Regions from separate parts of the Homo sapiens genome. Here region 1 is linked to region 2. A link is an interaction called in ENCODE POLR2A ChIA-PET data of the cell type or tissue named here. Cell type or tissue: PC-3. All regions are shown on one strand. Region 1 has its middle 22 kb from the start of ABCG1. Region 2 overlaps LOC105372812 (a long non-coding RNA gene).

What was found. ChIA-PET counts read pairs that join two places held together with the same protein. Peaks named below come from ENCODE experiments on the same cell type or tissue, not always from the same donor. Only the 100,000 strongest peaks of a DNase experiment are listed, where the experiment ranks them.
Region 1: POLR2A ChIA-PET joins it to region 2 with 5 read pairs; 2 of 35 experiments call an interaction of 5 or more read pairs at or near these places.

Annotation. Positions count from the first base shown.
Region 1 is chr21:42,194,890-42,198,889 of GRCh38, forward strand. No RefSeq gene overlaps it. Among named protein-coding and RNA genes, the nearest start is that of ABCG1, 22 kb to the right of the region's middle. In PC-3, no CTCF peak of the experiment used is centred here; no DNase peak of the experiment used is centred here.
Region 2 is chr21:41,640,509-41,644,508 of GRCh38, forward strand. LOC105372812 (a long non-coding RNA gene) reads left to right here. Exons shown (of 2, transcript XR_937741.1): 2 at 259-1,279. Among named protein-coding and RNA genes, the nearest start is that of LINC00111, 37 kb to the right of the region's middle. In PC-3, no CTCF peak of the experiment used is centred here; DNase peaks (open chromatin) are centred at 913 and 1,663; H3K4me3 peaks cover 1,303 bases; H3K27ac peaks cover 3,765 bases.

The DNA of each region.
Region 1 (4,000 bases), 550 kb after region 2:
GAGAACAGAGACCCTCAGTGTTTGGCCCTCCACCTCTCAGGAGTGAATCAAGCACACCTAAAACGAGTTAATGTGGCTGGAGGCACTGATCACCCCCAGGCAGCCCCACACTCAGGCCTTTCCCACCCGAGGCACTCGTTAGAGGCGCTGGCAGCCTCAGCTGCCCCGGCTGGAGAAGCCACAGGAGCCAGCCAAGGGCAGGCGCTGCAGGAGCATGGGCGGATGACACCGATGATGGGCTTCATGGAGATGCCTGCAGACAATGCCAGCAGCTAAGGGAGCCGCACTGATCTCAGGCTGCAGGAAAGGTGCTGTCTCAGAAGTGGGTTCTGCTCTCCTCTGAGGGGCTCAGGCCCCTCAGGAGAGCTGGGGGTGGGGGAGTCACAACTTCTTATGGGGGGAGCTGAGAAATCCAAGTGCACCCAGAGGTAGGTGGCCAGAGAGCAGTGGCTGAAGGGCGTGTCCTGCTGGATGTGGATGGGCTGATTCAAGAAAATGATGAAAACAATTTTTATGTGTAGACCTGATTTGCCCAAGACAGGTTCCCAAGTCGTTTGTGGAAAAGGAAAGGCACCCCCTGACTGTCAGTCACAGGCCGGTGACCTCACCACTGTTTGGGTGATTGCATTGCTGTTATTATAGACGGGTTGCAACATTCAGCTCCTGGCCTGGTTCCTGGAAATGGCATGCTGGGGACCCTAAGAAATGATGCACACGTGGGAAGACAAAGCTGACCCCAGCAGCAGGCTGTGGGTGAGAGGCAGCGCAGCTGTGGGAGGCCAGCCTCACCTCCTCCCCTCTGGAAACAGCTGTGTGTTCAGGGGCCATGCTCCAGAGAAGGAAGTGAGCAGCCAAAGACTGGGAAGTAATGCTTGTAAATATGCTAAAAACAGAAGAAAAGATGGACATGAGGGGTGCAAAGAGAGAGCATCCCAGTGGAGAACTGGAATCTGCAAAAGTCACCAATTAACATTCCAGAAGCACAAATAACTATTTGACATGAGGGTATTGCAGATGGCTTTAAGAGCAGGCTGCATCTAGCCGAACATAAGATTAATATGCTTCAAGATGGATCAATAGAAAACATCCAAAGCAAATCATGGAGAGAAAAAAATGGTAGAAACAGAACATTATGTTGATATAGTCAATGCCAACACAGGTGTGACTGGAGTCCTGGAGAAAGGGGGAGAGTGGGGAGGGAGAGGGAGGGAGAGAGACAGGGAGATGCAAGATTTGAAGAAATAATAGATAAATATTTTCTAAATCTTATGAAAGACAGCAACCCACAGAGTCAAGAAATTAGATCCAAGCCAGATGAATAAGTTCTTAAAGGATTATACTCAGGCACAACATAGTCAAACTATCTCTAAACAAATCTATCAACTGTTATCATTAATAAATAATCTTAGAAAATTCACTAAAATGTGAAAATTAAACAGTATTCTCTTAAATAAACGATAGTTCAAAGAAGAAATCACAAAGGAAATTGGAAAATACTTTAAAATGAATGAAAATAAATAGAAACACCACATACCAAAAGGTCCAGGATGCAGCAAAAGCAGCACTGAGAGGCAAATCTATGGCTGCCAATGCCTGTATTTAAAAAAAAATCTCAGATAAATAACCTAAACTTCCTCCTGAGAACCTAGAAAAAGGAGAGCAAGCTAAACCCAAAGCAAGCAGAAAGAAGGAAATAAAGATTAGTACAGAAACAAGTGATCTTAGCAAGGTTGCGGGCTATAAAGTCAATATACAAAGGTCAATACTATTTTTTATAGACTAACACCAAACATTTAGACAGCAAGACTAAAATATATCATTTACAATGAGATAAAAAATATTAAATACTTAAGAATAAATACAACTCAAGATGAACAAGAACTCAACCCTGAAAACTTTAAAAATCTGCAGAGAGCTGGGCCTGGTGGCTCACGCCTGTAATCCCAGCACTTTGGGAGGCCAAAGCAGGCAGATCACTTGAGCTCAGGAGTTTGAGACCAGCCTGGGCAACATGGCAAAACCTGGTCTCTACTGAAAGTACAAAAAATTAGCCGGGTGTGGTGCACGTCTGTAGTCCCAGCTACTTGGGAGGCTGAGGTGGGAGGATCACCTGGGCCCAGGAGGTTGAGGCTGCAGTGAGCCGTGATTGCTGTACTCCAGCCTGGGTGACAGGAGTGTGACCCTGTCCCAACAAAACAAAACAAAACACTGCAGAGATAAATTTTAAAAGACAAATAAATGGAGAGCTATTCTACATTTATGGATCAGGACATTTAATGTGTTAAGATATCATTTCTCCTCAAATTAATCTATGAATGTGGCGTAGTCAAAACCCCAGTATGCTTGTTTTCTTCTTTCTCTCCTGCTCCCTTTTTTGAAGACAATTGACAAGGTGATTCTAAAATTTATACAGAAATAACATCCAGAACAGCCAACACAACCTTGAAGAAAATTGGAGAACTTACACTATCATATTTCAAAACTTAGTTAAAAACTACCGTAATTAAGATGGCGTGGTGTTGGTACAAGTACAGATAAACAGAGCAGTGGAGAAGAACAGATGGTTCAGAGATTTACCTTCCTCCCATATACGGCCATTGGTTACATCAAAGAGCCAGTGCAATGAAGACAGGAGGGCGTTTTCAATCCCTAGTGCTGGAGACACTAAGAAAGCATTTGGAAAAAATGCACCTTTCAGCCTACATAGAAATTAATTCAAGATGCATCATAAACTTAAATCTGAAAATGAAAACAGTGCTGCTTCTAGAAGAAAGCAAATAAATGTATTTTCATATTCTTCATTTCTTCAGAGATTTCTTAAAGAAAACACACACATACTAACTATAAAAGTGATTAGATTTCATTAAAACTAAGAACTTCTGTCATCAAAAAACAAAGACGAAAACTGACATCATTACAAAATTAAATGGTCAGCCGGGCGCAGGGGCTCACGCCTATAATCCCAACACTTTGGCAGGCCGAGGCAGGTGGATCACCTGAGGTCAGGAGTTCAAGACCAGCCTGGCCAATATGGCAAAACCCCATCTCTACTAAAAATACAAAAATTAGCTGGGCATGGTGGAGGGCACCTGTAATTCCAGCTACTTGGGAGGCTGAGGCAGTAGAATTGCTTGAACCTGGGAGGCAGAGGTTGCAGTGAGCTGAGATCATGCCACTGCACTCCAGCCTGGGTGACGGAGTGAGACTCCGTATCAAAAAAACAAAAACAAAAAGCAAAACAAAACCTAAATGGCAAACTACAGACTGAGAAAACATATTCAAAATCCATCTATGTGACAGAGGGCACCTATTTAGAAATATTAAGCAATTCTACAAACCAATACTAAAATCAAAACAATACAACTTAAAAAAAATGAAGTGGCACATCATTAATCAGTACAGAACAGCAAATTAAAGCCTTGATGATATGATCATCACATTCCAATCAGAGTGGCTACATTTTACAGAAACTGACAGTGCAAAGTGAGGGCAAGCACGTGGAGCCACTGGAACTCTCACATTGCAGGCAAGAGTATAAGTCGGTAAAAATTTGGAAAACTGGTTGATAGCATCCACTAGCATTAAGCACATTCTTGTCCCATAACCTGGCAATTTCTCTGGTAGATTTCACTCAACAAAAATGAATGTTTGTATCCACCAAGAGACAGATACAAGAATGCTAGTGGCAACTTTATTTATAATAGCCCCAAACTGAGAACAACCCAAATGTCCACCAATAGGAGAATGAAAAGATACTCTCTCACATAAAAGAGTAAACTATGGACTCAAGCACTAACGTGCATGAATCACAAAAACATATGAATGAAAGAAGCCAGACACAAAGTAGTAATACTGTATTCCAATTATATAAAGATCAAGAATAAACAAAGCTAATCTATGGTAATTGAAGCCAGAATAATGTTTACCTGTAGAGACAGTAATTGGTTAGGAAATGGAAGAGGAACATTTTTACACAATGCAAATGGTCTATATCAGGATC
Region 2 (4,000 bases):
GATGGAGTTTTACCATGTTGGCCAGGCTGGTCTCAAACTCCTGACCTCAGGTGATCCACCCACCTCAGCCTCCCAAAGTGCTAGGATTACAGGTGTGAGCTACTGCTCCTAGTCGACTGGATGGATTTTCTAGGATGTGAGGGTGGAGAAAAGAAGACGTGAGGGAGGCAGCAGAGATTGAAAAGGTGTGGGGGTAGAATGATGCCCTTGCTGAGGTTGAATTTTTTACAAGTTAAAAGTATGACTCTTATGTAACAGGAGCATCTGTCAATGGTTTATGGAACTCAGTATGGAAGCCAGCATGGTGGCAGAGCTGGTTCAAAAAGTAGAAAAAGAATGAAAGACTACAGTCTCTGACAGAAGGCATGCTGGAAGGATGTTGCCAGATCACAGGGCCCTAGGGTGCAATAAAACAGTCCCTGTTGGGTGATGATCTATTGTTCAGTAAGCTATCAGCATCTCGACAAGACAAATTCAACTGTATTGCCAGCAGATAGAGTCAGTTGCATCACTGTCCATTTTCTTCAAGTTAATATGAACCCTGGCAGAGATGTCAAATGTCCCATCAATGGAAAATAGTCAAAGCAAGAGGCCGTGCCCCTGAGATAACTAGCGGTCTCTGACATGCCACCACCGGTTCCTGAGAGCTTGTTAACAAGACAGTGTCTGACCTGAGATAAGGAGGTGACCATCGTTTCAAAACAGTTGAGAACTAACTCCTGCATGTTGGTTGTTGCTGTCACTAACTATAGAAGAGAAATCCACGTGGGATCATCTAAACCTGGCAGAGGTTGCATGGCCAGAATGTGCTGGGTCACACTCAAACTCTGGTCTCTCTGACACCAAGGACCACAGATGCTGAGTCCAGCCAGCACTTTCCAATGACCTCAGTCCCTCTCAGGACAGGCCCATCCAAGGAGGATTTGCCTCAAGGGGAAAGCAATGACTAGCCCAAAAAGAATGACCTGGCAGGGAAGTGCCTGGGCTGGGGGAGGCACTTCCAATACCCTCCCTAAAATGCAATTTTTATCCACTTTTCTTTGCACAATATTTATTATTTCCAAAGAGTGTCTAAAGACCGACTACAGAGGAGAGATTCCAGCCCCCTTCATGCTGCAGATTGTTAGAGCTAGGGCTGCACGTTCCCTGGGACAGGGACAAGCCCATGTTAGGAGGCTGCTTCTCACGGGGAGTGCCCTGAGTGTGGTGGATGCTAACATTTTGGGTAATAGAACAAGACACAGGCTTTCACTGAATCTGTCTTTTCAGCAAAGGTAAAGAAAAAAAAGGCAGAAAGGAAAGAAATCATCCTATGGGTACTGTGGGAGAGGGCCAGGAAGAGCCAGAGAAATCCACAAAGTTCAAAACGGCCAGACCCTATCAGGTTCCCCAGGGAGCCAGCAGCTTATCACAGCTTAGTCACAGGGTTGTGAGAAAACCCATGCCTCACTGGAAACCCCCCAAAGAACAATGACCCCCTTGATCCAAATCACGTCGTGGCCCCCGGAGTGCTCAGATCCTATCATCAGGAACACAATATCCCCATTTCAGGGCCTCCGTCAGAAGGCTGGCCGGCACATCCGTGAGTCACAGAACGGAAAGGAAGGCAGCGCGCATGTTCATGGAAAGAAATCCTGTTTGTCTCTCTCCTTTCTTCTGATACAAATGCAGACAGTTTCCCAGTTGTCAAAATTGAACATGATACGAGGAAAATAGCTTGGTAAAAAACATGCATTAGTCATTCAGCAGTAAAATTTTCCAAGTTTTACTCATCTCATCATCTTGACCACTAAATGGACTTTCAACAGTGGATTTCTCTGAGAGTGGCACAAGTGTGTTAAGGAATTGTCACAGGCATGGCGCCTGCTCTGAGCTCTGGGGGCTTAGACCCCTCAAAAGCTCACAGCCCCTGGAATTCACTAAGCTGCAGAGCACAGGGGCTACTAAATATTTCTCCAACTGGACAGACTTTCACGTGGGGATAGACAGGATTGAATTACCCAGATTCAGAGAAAAAGGGTCTATTATCTCATAGAACAGTCTGAAGTTCAACCAGGAAGCCATATTTTCCACTTAAAACCACAGGGCAGTTATCCAATCTCTGTGCAATTTCATCAGAGGAGAGGTGAGACTGTCGGGGGGCGGCAGGGCTGACTGGGAGGCTGTGGAGAGGGTGTGTTTAGGATGGGCGACCTTTCCTGTGGGCTAAGGTAGGAAAGCAGAAAACAGTTAGTGTGAGATTCTTGGTGTCCTCAAGAGCAGCCTGTGTAACAGAAAAGACCGTTCTTAGTTCCTTCACTTTTGATTAACATCGAAGGTATTGTTTCACATTTCTAATGTCTAGTTTTCCTTGGGTTTTTAATAGCACTTTCAGGAAGACTTAATTCAATTAATGTTTGGCCAGGGGAGGTGGCTCACGCCTCTAATTCCAGCACTTTGGGAGGTTAAGGTGGGAGAATCACTTTAATTCAGAAGTTCCAGACCAGCCTGGGGAGCACAGTGAACTCCTGTTTCTACAAAAATAAATAAATAAATAATAAACAAAATTAGCTAGGCATGATATAACTAGCCTGTGGTCCTAGCTACTCAGGAGGCTGAGGCAGGAGGATCACTTGAGCCCAGGAGTTCAAGACCAGCCTGGGCAACAGAATGAAACCCCATTTCTACAAAAAAAAAAAAAAAAAAAATTAGCCAGGTGTGGTGGTGCTAGGCTGTGGTCGTGGCTCCTCAGGAAGCTAAGGTGGGAGTATCGCTTGAGCCTAGGAGGTCAAGGCAGCAGTAAGCAGTGACTGTGCCACTGTACTCCAGCTGGGCAACAGAAGGGAGACACTGTCAAATATATACATATATACTACAATGGCTATTACTACAAATAGCTTAGAATAACTACAGTGAGGGCCGCCGCAGAGACTGGAGCTCTCACACCCTGTGGTTAGGAATGTAAAATGGTATAGGCACTTTGGAAAACTGACAGATTCTTGGCAATTAAATACACAATACCACATGACCCCATCGTTCTACTCAGAGCTATTTATTCAAGAGAAGTGAAAGCCTGTGCCCAAGTGAAGACTTTTGCATAAATGTTCATAGCAGCTTTATTTGTAATAGCCAAAACTAGAAACAACCCAAATGTCCATCAACAGGCGAGACGGATAAACACATCGTGGTATATCCGCGCATGGAAGGAGGCATATACTTTCTGTCTTGTTGTTGGGGTGGTTTCAGGACATGCCCATGTGTCGACACATGTCAAATTGTACACTCTGAGTATGTATAGTTTATTATATGGCAATTATACCTCAATTACCTTGTTTAAAGCCTTAAAAATGCTTTCCAGATTAGTAGTAATTGGGGTCAGGGCTCAGGGGAAGGTCAAAAGAAAACTTTTTAGAGTGATAAAAATGTTCTATTTCTTGATTGTGGTGATGGTTACACTACAGCTACCAATTGCTAAATTACAATGGGTGGATTTTATTGGATATAAATTGTAACTCAATAAAGCTGGGGAAAAATAAATTTGCACTGAAATATCTTTGCATATTAGGACAAGGGCAGAATACTGTGGTAACATGTAATTTTTATTTCTAATAAAGCAGACATTGTAGTTGCAGAGAAAAAAATTAAATTTAAATTTAAATTTTCATTTCTCTTGGACAAATATCTAGGAGTAGAACAACGAGGTCATGCGGTAGTTGTATGTTTAATTTTCAAGAAACCCTCAAGAAACGCTTTCTCAAAAGGGAAAAATAACATGTTTACATTGAAGCAAAAAACTAATATCTTCTTTTTTGTATTGATTATCTGAATATTAAAAAACAATTACAAGCTGAATAATTATTCTTTTTTTTTTTTTTTTTTTTTTGAGATAGAGTCCCCAGGCTGAAGTGCAGTGGCATGGTCTCGGCTCACTGCAACCTCTGTCTTTTGGGCTCAAACAATTCTCCTATCTCAGCCTCTCCAGTAGCTGGGACTACAGGCACGTACCAGCATGCCCGGCTAA